Linked DNA regions of Homo sapiens: regions 1, 3, 4 and 5 are each linked to region 2. A link is a contact called in ENCODE Hi-C or POLR2A ChIA-PET data. All regions are on one chromosome and are shown on one strand. The core of a region is the stretch at or near the end of the contact, and the rest is flanking DNA. Distances in the headings are between cores, read along the strand shown.

Region 1 (2,700 bases), core at 17-2,516, 2.5 Mb before region 2:
AAAGCCACATACAGCGAATAACTACTAACTGCTTTCCGAAAACAGCAAAGTGATGAGGAAGAAAGAAGTGGCTGAGAAGAAGTAACAGAGAAAGAAAAAGACACTCAAATTCTAGGAACAAGAAGCAGAGGAGAAAAACCCAACCTGGGAGATTAAGTGGAAGGGCACTCCCAGACCTCTGCCTCCATAAAAGTAGAGGGAGATGCAAACTGAGATAAGACCTACAATCAAAACCCGTCAAGGTCCAGGAAACTGTCCCTCAAATCTAGTCTTACCCACCCCTCAGCGGCCTCAGCTAAGCTAGGCCTGGGCCCGAACAAGTCCCAGGTTAGGGTTCGACGCGAACCACCATCCTCCCCAGGGCTGCACGGTTCTGTGGGGCATCTCTCCACCTTTCGCTTAAAGGCCCGTTTCCCAAGACACAGGACGCGTTTCCCGGGGCTCACCTGCCTCTGAGCCGCCCCAACGGCCTGCACCTTCACCACCGCCACCTTCCAGTCCTTCGTCAGAGAGCCCGCCCCCTGCTCCCATTGGTCAGGCCGCTCGTCACTCCTGAAGGGCGGGGTCGGACTCGCGAGGCTGTCCAGAACGCCATGGCAACCGGTCTCGGAACTACATCTCCCGTCATGTTCCGCTCGGGGGCGGAGAAAGAGGCGAGGCCCCGCCCCAAGGACTACCAATAAATGGGCGAAGTTGGAATCGCCCGGATGGGTTCCGTTTTATGCAAATTTTAGCCGAAGACCACACCCTTCCTCATTCCAACCATAGGCCCGGCCAACCCCTTTGGGTTGTGCTTCGCCTTTTTCCTTTCCACATTATTCTCTCCTTGAAAACCTCCAATAATTAAGTCAATTAAGTGCATCCTATCTAGTGTCTCTCACGGCAACGAGCAGATGCACCGAAATCGTGCAACAAAATCTCCATAAACCACGATAGGCAACCTCAGACCATAAATCTCCTGTTACGCCTACATGGGGAGGAGGGGGAGAGTGCTAATCCTGCCCCCACACAGCCCCTGCTGATTGGCTCATTCGGCTTGTCACTCTGTTGTCTTACATTTCTTTGGCTCACCCTCTTTGGGTTCGCACGGTGGGCGGGGCCAGTGGTAGGGGGTGGTGAGAAGGTGCGGGCCCCTTCTTCCAATTGGCTGGCGGTTTCCCCACCCACTTATGGGCGGAGATGGATGGTGGATGGGGGGCGGGGGAGGCAGCGGAGGGAGATGAGGAGATAGGCGGGAGCGAGGGAGCGAGGGAGGGAGCGAAGGAGGTAGAGAAGAGTGGAGGCGCCAGGGGAGGGAGCGTAGCTTGGTTGCTCCGTAGTACGGCGGCTCGCGAGGAAGAATCCCGAGCGGGCTCCGGGACGGACAGAGAGGCGGGCGGGGATGGTGTGCGGGGCTGCGGCTCCTGCGTCCCTCCCAGCGGCGCGTGAGCGGCACTGATTTGTCCCTGGGGCGGCAGCGCGGACCCGCCCGGAGATGAGGTGAGGAGAGGGCTGCAAGGCGGCGGCCTGGACCACGGGCGGCTGCAGCGGGGGCGGGGGTCGGCGCGGGGGTCTGCGCGATGGCTGCCCGGGGCATCCGTCCCGCGCCCGGCGCTTGTCTCCCCGGCCGCCCTTAGCCCCTCGCCGCGCGCCCGAGAGACGGCAGCGGCTGCCCCTCTGCCTTGTCCTTCCCGTCCTCGGGGGTGGCGGCGGAGTGGCGGGCGGACCCGCACTGGGAGGCCGGGGGCCGCGGTGGGCCGTGGGGTGGCGGCCGCGGGACGGGCGTGGGGATGAATGGGCGCCGCGGCCCCGCCGCCGAGCGGGCTCCCTCCTCTCGCGGGGACCCCGGGCGGCCGCTCCTTCCCGGGCTGACCTCGCTGCCCTCGGCCGCCGGCGAGGGGCGGCCCGGCCTCGCCTCCCGCCGGCCTCCCGGGGACCCGCGTTGGCGGGAGCGGCGCCGCCTCTGCCTGGAGCCCCGGCTCCTTCCTCGGCCCCTCGCTCGCAAGCCTGCAGAATCCTGGGTCAGTGAAGGGCAGGCAATGCCGTTCGGCCCCAGGGCGCGCCGCGGGGCCGCCCCTGAAGGCATTTAAAGGGGAGCGTCTTCCGCGCCCTGTGAGCGCGTCCCCGGGTCCGCCGCGTCCCTTCCCTTCTTACGCACCGACACGGTTTTGTGGTGTGGACCCAAGACACAATTGCAGTCCCTTGCTTGCACGAATGCAATCCGAATTCCCAAAAAAAGGAAACCGGCGAGGAATCGGCCGCACCTTCCTGCGCTTCTGCTTGCCTTGGGATTAGAAAACAACTTCGGAGATTACATTTCCTATGGGCAATCTTTTGTTGTGATTCAGACTCAAGAAGGCTTTGCTTTGGAAGAAATAGATTAGCGGCTTCTCTGTGGAGTTGGAGGCTATAGAGATTTTTATAGCCTCTTCAATATGAAAGTTTCCTCTAGAACTTTGCCATCATCAGTGCTATTCTGAGGGCAGCAGCAACCTGGAAATTTAGATACATGCAGGCTCCGGCCAGATGCGTTTCTTTGTGCTTGTCTGTTGGCATTCTTCTCTTGCTGCTCCTCTTGATCAAAACGTACAGATAATAAAGGCAAGGCCAATGAAGAGGGTAGATAATAACAGCAAATCCCATACAAACAAATGCCTCTAGAAATTCTCAGTTCTGTCAGCGGGGAGGCAGTTTTGCTAATCCCGTGGAACGGATGAAAAG
Region 2 (2,700 bases), core at 29-2,528:
AGTGCAGTGTTGAGTGTGACTAGGATTTGAAGAACCTAAAAAAAAAAAAAACTCACCTGCTTGCCATCTTCTTGTTTTTTTTTTGTTGTTTTTTGGTTTTTGCTGGTTTTGTTTGCTGCTTTTGTAAAACCAGTTTATCATATTCTCATTAGGAAATCAATTTTCATGAAATTAATTTTTTTTCCTGCTAACTATGGCTCAATCTTTTCGTTTCTCTCTGCTTCTATCTTAAGACCATTCCTCAAATTGACCATGAGAGGATTTACATCTGGGGCACTTGGTATATGCCAAATGGAGACAAAATCAGAATCAGCAGCCTGGCTGGGCCACAGGTCCAGCATCCCAAGCTATTAAAATATTCTTAGTGTTTCCAGGGAAGTGATAGATCCACTTTGGAAGCTGATAATATACCCCTCCCCTAGAAACATGCATATACACAAAGTGTTCTAAACAACTTCCAGGTGCTCATGACCTCCCCCACCTCCCAAGCTCATTGACCACTGCCTCGCCTTCACGAACTCCAGACCTGGTCTGAACATTTCTAAAGGACGCTCGGGAGTTAAAAGGAGCGAGGCCACTGCAGAAATGACAGCCTTCATCCACAAGTGGCCCACTTCGGGTTGGCTGGAGCCACAGCTGGGTGGGGACAGGGCCTGTGCTCAGGTGAGCACTGCCTACCGCGCACCCTCCAGGTGCGTCCTACCCTGAAGCGGTCGGACTGGACCGTCTAGGTCCCAGCGCTCGAGAGGATGGCAGGCAGGGGCTGGTGATTGTCTGGAGATATGAATGCTTTCTAAGGTTGACGTCAAGGTCTCCTTCCTGAGCCACAGTCCACGTGATAAGCTCTGTCCAGGTAGAAATGATCTCACCTCTCCTGTCGCCCAGGGTCGGAAACCTGAGGCCCGTGCGGGCTGGGGCAACTTAGCAGGGGTCCCAAGCCCGCCGCGCCCCCTGCGCCCCAAACGTGTGTGGAGGGCTTGGACGTGGTCCAGAGGGAAAAGATGGGGTGAACCAGGTGCCGCGCACCCTTCGAGGAGCCCCCGCTTCTCCGTTTCTGTGAGTGACTCCAAAGCACCTCCGAGGGCCGACACACGCGCGGACGACCTTGGGCGGGCACTGACCAATGTCCCCTTCCACTCGGTTGTGTCGGGGGTCCCCAGGTGAGGCGCGAACGCCGCCCCGCTCACCTGTACGAGGCCTTTCCCGGAGCAGCCCGGCTACGAAGCGACACCCATGGCGGAGAAGCTAAGGAAGACTCCCGCTCCCTCACACCGCGGCTGAGGCGACTGAACCGCCCCAGTACGCCGGGGCCCTCCCCAAGCCCTGCTCCCAAGCCGAAGCCCCGCCCCCGCGTCTAAGGCCCACCTCCAGGCCCCGCCCCTGACCCCGACTCCGTGAGTCAAGCCTGGCCTTTCAGTCCAGCCCAGCCCGTCGAGGCCCCGCCCCTGTTGTTATGGCCCGCCTCCAGGCACCGCCCTTGATCCCACCTTCATGAGTCAGGCCCCGCCTTCCAGCCTAGCCCGGCCAGCCGAGGCCCCGCCCCTGTAGGGACAGCCCACTTCCAGGCCCCGCCCTTGATCCCGCCTCCTTCGGTCAGGCCCCGTCTTCTAGTTCCGCCCCGCCCGCGGAAACCCCGCCCCCGCGCGCCTATGGCCCACCTCCAGGTCCCGCCCCTGAGCCCGCCTCCAGGCGTCCAGCCCCGCCTTCCAGCCCCGCCCCAAGCGCCGAGGCCCGGCTTCCAGGCTCCGCCCCGACCCGCGCGGTGGGGAAGAGCCGCTGCCGCTGGTTCTCCGGCTCTTCCTCGGCGGTTCTGGCTCCCGGCCGCGCCGCAGCCCTGCCCAGTCTCTCTCCCCCAGCCCGGAGGGCTCCTCCGCGCCGCACGTGAGCGCGCCCGCCAACAGGGCCACTGCCGCGGTAAGTCGTGCCTGCGCCCTGTCCGGCGTCCAGTCCTCAGCCGCTGGGCGAAGCCGGAGGAGCCGGGCATCTCCTCCCCGCCGGCCCGCGGGTCCTTCTCCGGGTCCAGAGGGCTTGGGCGGCGCCGTGGGGCGGCCCGGGGTGCAGGTGGCTTACCGGCGCGCGGCCCGGGCCTGCGGCGCGCTCTGCTGCAGTGCGGGGGCGGAGAGCTCGGGGCCGGAGACCGGGAGGGCAGCGGGGAGACTGGGTGGGGTCCCCTAGGGTTACCCGACCCTGGCGCGGAGGATATGATGCCGGCCACGCCCTCGCCGAGCGGGGCGGCAGGTGCAGGTCCAGGGGTGGGTCGCGGCCCGCGCGCCCTCCCGGGGCCGGCCCACGAAGAGACGCTCAGCCTTTGTTTGCTGGTGCCCTGGCTGGGGAGGAGGCTGGGGACGCAGACCTGTGAGAACTAAGGGCTTTCCTCGTTGGGGAAGACCCCAGTCTTCCAGCCAGTCCCCAGGAGAAGGGATCCGGGCCGCAGTGCGCGCTCTGCCAGCCTGGCCCCTGCGCCCTGCAGGGTTCCCGGCTGCTCGCGGGGACTGTTACCCGCAGTGTTGCCTTACACTCGCGACTGCAGCCCCACAATTGGGAAGACTTTGCTAGGATTTTTTTGGTAAGGCGAGGGAAGACCGTCCCCCCGGCCCCACAAGTCTGCTGCCATTAGGTGGCTTAAATTTTTTCCAGTACAATTTAATTGCCACTTTGAAAGACCACATTCAAAACAGTGTGTCCCAGAGTTGATTAAGC
Region 3 (2,700 bases), core at 86-2,585, 2.6 Mb before region 2:
CAATATACAAAACTAACATTTTTTTGAGCACTTAACCTTGGGCAGGGTACTATTTAAAATGCTTGTCATGAAAGAATCCTATGAGGGAGATACTATTACTATCACCAATTTGCAGATAAGACAAGGAGGCCCAGATAGGTAAATAACTTGCTGGAGGTCACACAGGTAAGAGGGGGTGGAGCCTAACAGAAGCAATTTTGCTTCAGATTCTCTCAACAAGTGAAACGATGATCATTGAAAATTTGAGAAAGGAAAAAAAAAAACCCTGTTAAATTACAGTCTCGGAAGGAACAGCTACTTTAGTGTAACGGGAAAACACATTTTACTTGCCATGTGTATCTGAAATAAACAGATTTTTTATTTTATTTATTTATTTATTTGTTTAGACAGTCTCTCTCTGTCGCCCAGGCTGGAGGGCAGTGGTGTGATCTCAGCTCACTACAACCTCCGCCTCCCGGGTTCAAGCGATTCTCTTGCCTCACAGCCTCCCAAGTAGCTGGGATTACGGGCGTGCGCCGCCACGCCAGGCGAATTTTTGTATTTTTAGTAGCGACGGGGTTTCACTACGTTGGCCAGGCTGGTCTCGAACTCCTGACCTCCAATGGTCAACCCACCTTGGCCTCCCAAGTGCTGGGATTACATCACATCCGGCCAGAAATAAACAGATCTTTAAATCTAGAGCAAATGTTACATCTTTAGTTTGAATATAGCAGTAGTGTGGGAAAATTCTGTTTACTCTAGTGGATCACTGAAAATAGCCTTACTACCCAGTGGTGAGGACGCCTGGGCTCCTGAGTCTCACACAGCGCCTTGGCCTGGGTAGAGACGCTGCCCCATACTAGCAGGAAGACCTTGGGGGACTTCACTAACCTTGGGCCTCATTCCTCAGAATGGGTAACATAAGCAGAATAAGACAGGCAAATAAAGCCGTATCAGAGGATATGGAGAATAAAGTAGAAACCAACTACAAAATTAACCAAGTAATCTGCCAGAGACAACGGGTGCATAAAGAGAAAGTACACCAATTTAGGGTTATGTCCTAAAAATGTATAAAGACACAAAAAGGCCTTGACATCTTAGAAAACAGGAAAAGTAAAAGAGCAAATAGAAACCAGCTAACAGTAGCAAGTGAAAAGCACATGGCCAACCCCCACCCACCGCATTTACAAACAACAGGAAAATTTCTACAAATCAGTTTCTATGGTTTCACTCAGTTCGCGATCTTAAATCCCCAAACCAAAGCCTAAGCGCGCTCCGTGTAAAAGCGGAGGGGGTTTACGCACCGACACCGGGTGGCCACCTGGTTCCCGCTTGCCCGCTCGCCGGAAGTCGGCCCACCGGGACCGGCGCGGGACCAGCGCGGCACCGCCCCTCACTGCCCCGCCCTACGACGGCTTCCCTGCCCCATTGGTCCGCGCGGCCCTGGGTCTCCGCGGCGAGAATCTAGTCTGATTCCCTCCCGCCCTGGGCGCTGCCTGACTGCTCCCCAGCCGAGACACCCAAGCCTTAGCACGTTTATAATGTGACAGTGGTACGGGGTGCCACGCAGTGTTTCCAGGAGCGCCGGGGGGGAGCGCCAAAATGCTAAACCCATTCTTAGCCAATTGTGCGCCGCTCACGAGTCAGAGCTGAGCAGCTACCGCGGAAAAATCTCGTGACACGCCTGACTCCTGATGAGACTAAAATGCACCGGGCTTTGAATGCCGGTCGCTTAGGACATCCGGCCTATTGCTAAAAAAAAAAATGAGGCTGGTTATAGAACGCACTGGGGAAGACACAGGGCAACAGCGAGTTCCTCCTCTCACATGCCAGTGGGGGCGGGGGCTGAAAAATTCTCTCCCGGATGCATATCCCTGTCGAAACTGAACTTGGCGCCACCTGAGAGCGCCTGAAAGCCGTGTGTTAAACACCGGGTTGCCCTTCTTGCTCTTCTTCCTCTTCGCCTTTAATCTCAGGCACTTAGCAAGCCTGTTAAGGCTCCCAAACACTGCTGGGGACTGACAACTTATGCGGACACGGTCGCCTCAAGAGAGACGGCTCCTGTAATGGCGCCTGCGTCAGACACTAACATGGCGGACATAGTCGTGCGCGGCGCAAACGTCAGCACCTCTACCCCAGCCGCTCAGAAACAGCAGAGGAGAGCAGGGCCGTGCTCACTGATTGGTCCCTCGGTGGAGCGGGCCGGACCGGGCATTCCCTTTGGAGCCAATCAGGAAGGCGAGAGACCGAATTGGCCCGTGCGCCTCCTCCCGAGGCATGCTGGGAGCCTGGAGGACTAGCGAGGAGGAGTTGAGAGAACGGAGCGGACGCCATGGCGACCAACATCGAGCAGATTTTTAGGTCTTTCGTGGTCAGTAAATTCCGGGAAATTCAACAGGAGCTTTCCAGGTAAACGCCTCCCAGATTCTTCTGCTCCCAACGGACCGTTAGGCCCTCACCTAGCCTTCTTTGGCACCTTTCTTCGGAGACGCAGTCGTTCCCCGGCTCAGGCCCCGCTAGGGCCCCGCCTGGGCCTGGGATCCATTTTCCGGGCCCCCCCCAACCGCCCCCCCAGCCGCTCCCTTCCTTTTCCCTCGAGGAACTTCGCCTTTTCCGAGGTAACCCAAGACTCCCTGTTTCAGAACCGAGTTAAGATGTTCACCCTTCTCCCCTGTTTGGGTCCCCCCTGCCGTTTAGCTACTCGTAGGCCCGGTTGTCCGC
Region 4 (2,700 bases), core at 79-2,578, 2.6 Mb before region 2:
ATGCGGTATTTTCATCCCTGGTTGAGATGATCAAGCCTCTCTGTAAAACTACTTTCCAAGCAAAATGCTTCTGAGAAGTATAAATGTATTTTTAAAAATAGGCTCAAATCCTATGAAAAAAAAGTTTATACAAATACACATTCTAATGATATTTAAAAAGTATTACCTGAGGTAATTCAGTAACAGTTGTTCTTTCAGGAAACTTCTCTTCCCATAGCAAATCATTTTCTTGATTAGAATCTAAAAACTGAGGTTAAATATATTCTCCTTTAAAATTTAAAGGATGCTGAAGTTTGCGTTAAATATGTACAGAGCCTCACCTGGCATACATGTTTCTCAATAAACGCAAGTACACCTAAATTCAGAGGCACCCCATCCAATCTATGAGTTTCAACACTTCAGTTTTGTGTCTGAACTTTAGTATCAAAATTGAGGGGAACAGGGACCGGCGTTTCAAACCGAAAGATCCAAAAGGCTTTGGGTAAGACAGATGCTAGTGAATTCTGACCCCACGAATCCTCGACATTCCCCCATCTCCAGAATAATTTGGAGTGCGTGAGAGAAGGGAGGCCCTAAATCACGGGGGAAGCAGGGCTTGTCACCTGCCCCATCGAACAGCGTCCTTGCAAGATGGGGGCTCTCAGGGTTTTTCGAGCTCTTTTCCAAGTCACCTCTAAGTCCTCTCCAAGGGGCTCCTCGCTGCCCTCTGGGGCCCCCTCACTTTCCTCGGGAACGCGTCCCGTGAGCACAGCCCGCAGCGGGGTAGCCAGGGGAGCGCTCTTCCCACAAACCCGGCCTTGCCAGAATCGCGGCTCCCAGGGCGGGGTACCCTAAGGCCACGGGCGGCCGAAGTCTTCGCGCCCATTTCCTTGCCTCGAACGCGAGGACTTTCCATCCCCCATTCACAGCTGGCTCAACCCACGAAAGACAAGAGCCCCTTGGCGGCCAGGCTACAAGACACTCACCGGGACCGGGGCCTCCGGCTGCTCGCGGGCCGGCCCGTCGGGGGGCTCCGCGGCGACCCGCGGTCGGTTGTCCAGGCGGGCGAAGGGGTTCCTCCGAGCAGCGGCCGGGCCGCCGCCGCTGCCACCGCCTCTGCCCCCCGCAGCAGGGAAAGGGCGAAGAGGCAGCCCCGCCACCAGGGCGGCTCGGCGGGCCGCCGGCTCCGTCAGCTCACGGGGCGGGGAGGCGGCAGCTCCACGGCTCCGGGCCCTTTTCCGTCGGAGCCGCACTACCTCGGGCGGCTTTCGGAAGCCCGGTGAGTAGCCGGGCACCGAAAGGGCCATGACGCGCGGCGGCTGAGGGTAGCCGGCCGCCCTACAGAGACTTCCCGCGCGCGCCGGGCCCGCCCCTGACGTGGCGCCTCGCCGAGCTCCCGCCCCCGACGCGGCCCCGCCTCCGCCCCCGCCGGTTCCGAGCGGAGCATGCGCAGTGGGCAGCCCGCGAGACGCAGCCCGCAGCGGCGATCCCGGGTGGCCGTCAACGCCCACTGTCCCAGCGGTGACCCTGCCCTGGCGCTTCTGCCAGGTCCTCGGCCAGAGTCCAGTCGCCAGGTTCAGCGACGCTTCTGGAAAGTATGCGATCCAGGGCGCTGATGTGCACTACCCTGTGGGGCACCGAAATAGCTTAACTCTATTTAAGCCCGCAGCAGGGATGTGATCAGCCCGGGGTTTGGCGCCTGGATGAAAAGGAAACAAACTTGAGCTGCGGCGATGGGCTGCTGCTTCCATAAACTTAAGAGAGGGCAGTGGCTACTGCTCTCAAGAGGCGAGGAGAGGGGACTAGGCCACCTTCCTCAACCCCCAGAGAACTCAGATAAGACGTCAGCACGCTTCCTATGCCAGCGCAGCCTACCGACATCCCTCCCTTCCCCGTTCCCAGTGCCTGGTCATCTCAGACTTCCAGGCAGCTGCCACTGGCAAGTTAATGGGATCTTCTTTGATCCTGGGGAAAGCCGGAGTGAATGAATAGTTGAAAACACAAAATTTAAGTGCCTATGGGCTAAGTCTTTTAAGACTTCAAAATATACTCAAATGCTTAAATTATGACAGCAAAGACTTAAGGAAGGTGTTGAGAACGGAGTTGATACAAAATTAATACGTTACTTTGATAGCTTAGCAAAGGCCTGCAACAGCTTTTATCAAGAGTAGTGTGACTTTTGCTGAAAGCAGCAGTTTTCTTCATGGAAGGAATTTTATAGCAGGGGCAAAATATATAGAAACAATGAAAAGGTTTTTAGAAAAATTCCCTTAAGATGTTAATTATAGAATTATCTTGATCATTTGCACAAGAATTTTTCAAACACTTTTCAAATGTGTCAACTGAGCATCTTGTCTTAGCAGAGAAACGTGCTTAAAAATGCAACTTGTTTTATCTTCCTTGGTTTTTCTCAACAATTTCCAAAGAAAATTCTGGCTTCAAATACTGGAATATGTTCATCCGACTGAGGTCTGAGAAAGAAGAAAATTAAAATTGAACAACTTGCTTTTTTCTTCCTTGATTTTTCTGAACAGCTTCCATGGAAACTTTTGCCTCATACAGTGGAATGGGTTCATCCAACTGAGGTCTGAGAAGGAATGAAATTAGAAATGTCAGGTCTAGTTAAAGATAAGTAGAACAAACAGGGTGGTATATGACAAATGCTAGTGCTCAAATCTATTAGTGTATTAATTAATTTTTTGAGACAGAGTCTGGCTCTCT
Region 5 (2,700 bases), core at 5-2,504, 2.2 Mb before region 2:
TCTTTCTTCTTTTTTGAGACAGAGTTTCACTCTGTCACCCAGGCTGGAGTGCAGTGGCGCCATCTCAGCTCACTGCAACCTCCCCCTGCTGGGTTCAAACAATTCTCCTGCCTCAGCCTCCCGAGTAGCTGGGATTACAGGTGATGCCTGGCGAATTTTTGTATCTGTAGTAGAGACGGAGTTTCACCCTGTTGGTCAGGCTGGTCTCGAATTCCTGACCTCAGGTGATTTGCCCGCCTCGGCCTCCCAAAGTGCTGGGATTATAGGAGTGAGCCACCACCTCCGGCCAACTATTACCTTTTCTAAGAATGCTTTATGACATCATGGCATTTCAAATTGTGTAACATTCAGAACGTTTTCTGTTGTATCCTTTCCTAGGTCTTCATTACTTTCCTGGGACTTGACAGGGCATATTGAATCTATCCTGTAATGCATGGGAATAAATAAGGATTCCAAAACGTGAATTGGATTTAGTTAATTTTTGTTTCTCCATGTCTCCATACACACAGGCAGCATGAGTGAGCATCTAGTATGTATTGGATATGTGCTGGGTTGATACCATAAAGAGATTTATAAAATGGTGCCGACTTTGAGGGGTTCACACTCTGGGGGAAAGACTGTGCTGTCTAAGTGAATAAATTTGGAGATTGAGGGCTTCATGGAGAGGAGGAAAGTTGTGCTTTATAACATCATGGCATATTTGCATGAGCCATGCAAATAAGAAGCTCATCACCCACCCGATTTATGTCAGAATCAGAACCCAAAGCCAGGGACCCACCAACCAACTGTTCGGCCCAGCACAGTTTCCCTGTGGCAATTCCACTTCTTTTTTTCTTATCTTACGTCGCAGTGTACTTTGTCTCTTGTAACTCCTGCAGGATTTTTCTTAAAGCCTTACATGGTGCTGTTATCACGTGGCACAAAATGAAGCCGACCTCTTTGTGTGTGGGAATAGAGGGAGCATTACACTGCTGGGATGCAACAGATGGAGGGTGGAAAGCTGTCCAGCACCTTGTCTCTTCCAAGATACATAGCCCAGGGGTATTCCCATTCCTCCACGACACAAATGACAACTTCCTTGAGCTCTGATGGCTTGCCAGGTGGCTGATGGCGTGGAGAACCTTGCTCATGTTTACCTGTTCTTGCATCCATTACTCACCTCTGCCCACGTGCCCCCACACTTGCACACAAAGCCACAGAGTGGCTTAAAAAAAAAAAATGAAAAGCCTCCCCCCAACCCTATTGTAAAATGTCAAGTGTTTCAGTTTTGAGAAAAAAGAAAGCTGAAGAAACCATGACTCATGACATGGGCTGACAAACAACGATCTGAAGGTATGCTGGTGAGTCACACTGTGGAGCTCTGCCTTTGTGTTGTGGTGAGGGCCGGGGCTGGAAGGAGTGTCATGGGACCAGCCAGTAAAATTCCACTACTCTCCGAAGCCGATTGGGAGGCAATTTAAAAACCCTGGGCTTTTTCCAGCCCCAGTGTAGTGGATGACTCTGGGTCCCCTCAGGTATGTCGATCTGTATGGGAAATCAGGAAGAATGATTATTAATAACTGGAAAAAAAAAACCTGTTAGTATCTTTCCATGCCCAATGCCATGCTGAACCAGCCCTGCCTGCTTCTGCAAGCCAGCGAGGCTGCTGGATTTTCTCGAAGGGTATTGAGTTGCTAAGCAACAGCACTGGCGGCGCCTATCATGCCCAGCGATGTCAATGCCTGAGTGTGGCCTGCAGAGCACATTTGCTCCCCTCCCCCTCGCCTCCTCTCGACCCCTTCCCCCCACTACATGAGAACATTAATTTGCATCTCAGGGACAGGAGCTGTGCCAGGTGATTCTGTGTATAAAACAGCGCAGTGCAGCCCCTGAAGCACAAATATTGTTTTGGGTTGCAAGGCGGTGCATGTGACGTAGTTGAAAATACAGACTCATTTGTGTATACTCCCCACGTAAGGAGGGTAGGCTTCATCTAAAAGCCTGCGTGTCAAATACTCCTTTCTAATACATCCTGGTGTGCTCTGCCTTGAAGTGTTTTTTTCCTGTCTGCCCATCCAGCATCTTATTTATGCCCCATTCTGTCCCTCTCTCTCGTTGCCTTTGTTCTGTGGTCTCCTGGGTGATGGAGTTATTGTTTGTGTGTAGGGATGTGTGGATAAAAGGGAGCTGATTTCTAGAGGTGAGATGGCCCTGTGGTTAACGGTTGGAGGCTGCTGTTGACAAGGCCTGTTGCTGTGGCAGTTTTGCTCCGGAAGTGGCCATTTTCTGGGCAGGGCTCCACCAGAGCACCATCTGTCTGTGCCTTTTACTTCCTGTCAAGAGGCAGCAGGCTTCGTGAGCTGGGGAAGTGCCAGAAGCAGCCTTCGAATTAGACAGACCTGGACCCAAACCCTTTCTCTTCCCCCCACCCATTTTGGCATCTTGGCACGAGACTGTCCCCATTTCTGGAAAGGGTGTTCACAAGAACAGTCTGGCTGGGTTGTTGGGATGACCGAGTGTGATCATGCGTCTCTATGGCTGGCCATGGTGTTTATTCGATGGCAGGTATTACCAGGATGGAGCGAGTCCCAGTAGGAAGGGCCTTTAGGATGTCATCTGGTTCCACCCAACAGGGATGGGAACTGTAATTCCCCACTCTCCCTGTGGAGAATCAGGGCGGGCTCCGGATGGATGGCCAAAGGCTGCACAGAGGTGAGCCTC

What was found. Hi-C counts contacts between places; a loop is a spot of excess contacts on that map. ChIA-PET counts read pairs that join two places held with the same protein, here RNA polymerase II (POLR2A). Pooled maps may share reads with other maps.
Region 1: a loop to region 2 is called in a map of ascending aorta, with 21 times the contacts of the local background. The contact joins the promoter of ITSN1 here to the promoter of CBR3-AS1 in region 2. A Hi-C loop is called at or near these places in 5 of 168 maps with a recorded cell type or tissue (CD4-positive, alpha-beta memory T cell, CD8-positive, alpha-beta T cell, ascending aorta and 2 more), 10 of 37 single-sample maps with no recorded cell type and 17 of 50 pooled maps.
Region 3: a loop to region 2 is called in a map of B cell, with 27 times the contacts of the local background. The contact joins the promoter of GART here to the promoter of CBR3-AS1 in region 2. A Hi-C loop is called at or near these places in 4 of 168 maps with a recorded cell type or tissue (B cell, CD14-positive monocyte and naive thymus-derived CD4-positive, alpha-beta T cell) and 12 of 50 pooled maps.
Region 4: a loop to region 2 is called in a map of naive thymus-derived CD4-positive, alpha-beta T cell, with 8 times the contacts of the local background. The contact joins the promoter of DONSON here to the promoter of CBR3-AS1 in region 2. A Hi-C loop is called at or near these places in 1 of 168 maps with a recorded cell type or tissue (naive thymus-derived CD4-positive, alpha-beta T cell), 1 of 37 single-sample maps with no recorded cell type and 6 of 50 pooled maps.
Region 5: a loop to region 2 is called in a pooled map, with 5 times the contacts of the local background. The contact joins the enhancer-like site here to the promoter of CBR3-AS1 in region 2. A Hi-C loop is called at or near these places in 5 of 50 pooled maps. POLR2A ChIA-PET finds 5 or more read pairs at or near these places in 2 of 52 experiments (B cell and activated CD4-positive, alpha-beta T cell).

The regions. Positions count from the first base shown.
Region 1 is chr21:33,641,235-33,643,934 of GRCh38, forward strand. ITSN1 (intersectin 1) reads left to right here and starts at 1,267. Exons shown (of 40, transcript NM_003024.3): 1 at 1,267-1,479. CRYZL1 (crystallin zeta like 1) reads right to left here and starts at 507. Exons shown (of 13, transcript NM_145858.3): 1 at 447-507. RefSeq lists an enhancer at 246-655 and silencers at 1,126-1,465, 1,476-1,575, 1,896-2,025.
Region 2 is chr21:36,155,030-36,157,729 of GRCh38, forward strand. It overlaps CBR3-AS1 (CBR3 antisense RNA 1), which reads right to left and starts at 1,279. Exons shown (of 3, transcript NR_038893.1): 1 at 1,188-1,279. It overlaps DOP1B (DOP1 leucine zipper like protein B), which reads left to right and starts at 1,795. Exons shown (of 37, transcript NM_001320714.2): 1 at 1,795-1,914. RefSeq lists enhancers at 321-988, 989-1,655, 1,040-1,089, 1,170-1,229 and silencers at 1,410-1,959, 1,990-2,289.
Region 3 is chr21:33,540,782-33,543,481 of GRCh38, forward strand. It overlaps GART (phosphoribosylglycinamide formyltransferase, phosphoribosylglycinamide synthetase, phosphoribosylaminoimidazole synthetase), which reads right to left and starts at 1,336. Exons shown (of 22, transcript NM_000819.5): 1 at 1,284-1,336. SON (SON DNA and RNA binding protein) reads left to right here and starts at 2,257. Exons shown (of 12, transcript NM_138927.4): 1 at 2,257-2,388. The coding sequence starts at 2,312. RefSeq lists silencers at 1,212-1,501, 2,542-2,631 and enhancers at 1,652-2,101, 1,666-2,397, 2,302-2,361.
Region 4 is chr21:33,587,356-33,590,055 of GRCh38, forward strand. It overlaps DONSON (DNA replication fork stabilization factor DONSON), which reads right to left and starts at 1,329. Exons shown (of 10, transcript NM_017613.4): 1 at 966-1,329; 2 at 167-247. The coding sequence starts at 1,286. CRYZL1 (crystallin zeta like 1) reads right to left here. Exons shown (of 13, transcript NM_145858.3): 13 at 1,986-2,566. The coding sequence ends at 2,467. RefSeq lists a silencer at 870-1,559 and an enhancer at 1,018-1,517.
Region 5 is chr21:33,946,602-33,949,301 of GRCh38, forward strand. All of the region lies in intron 2 of LINC00649 (long intergenic non-protein coding RNA 649), which reads left to right. Among named protein-coding and RNA genes, the nearest start is that of LINC00649, 17 kb to the left of the region's middle. RefSeq lists enhancers at 746-1,945, 1,120-1,599, 2,130-2,189 and a silencer at 984-1,278. Within about 2 kb of position 1,255, at least 39 of the 41 ENCODE cell types and tissues checked have a DNase peak (open chromatin) inside an H3K27ac peak, as active enhancers do; they include B cell, where a contact is called at or near this core.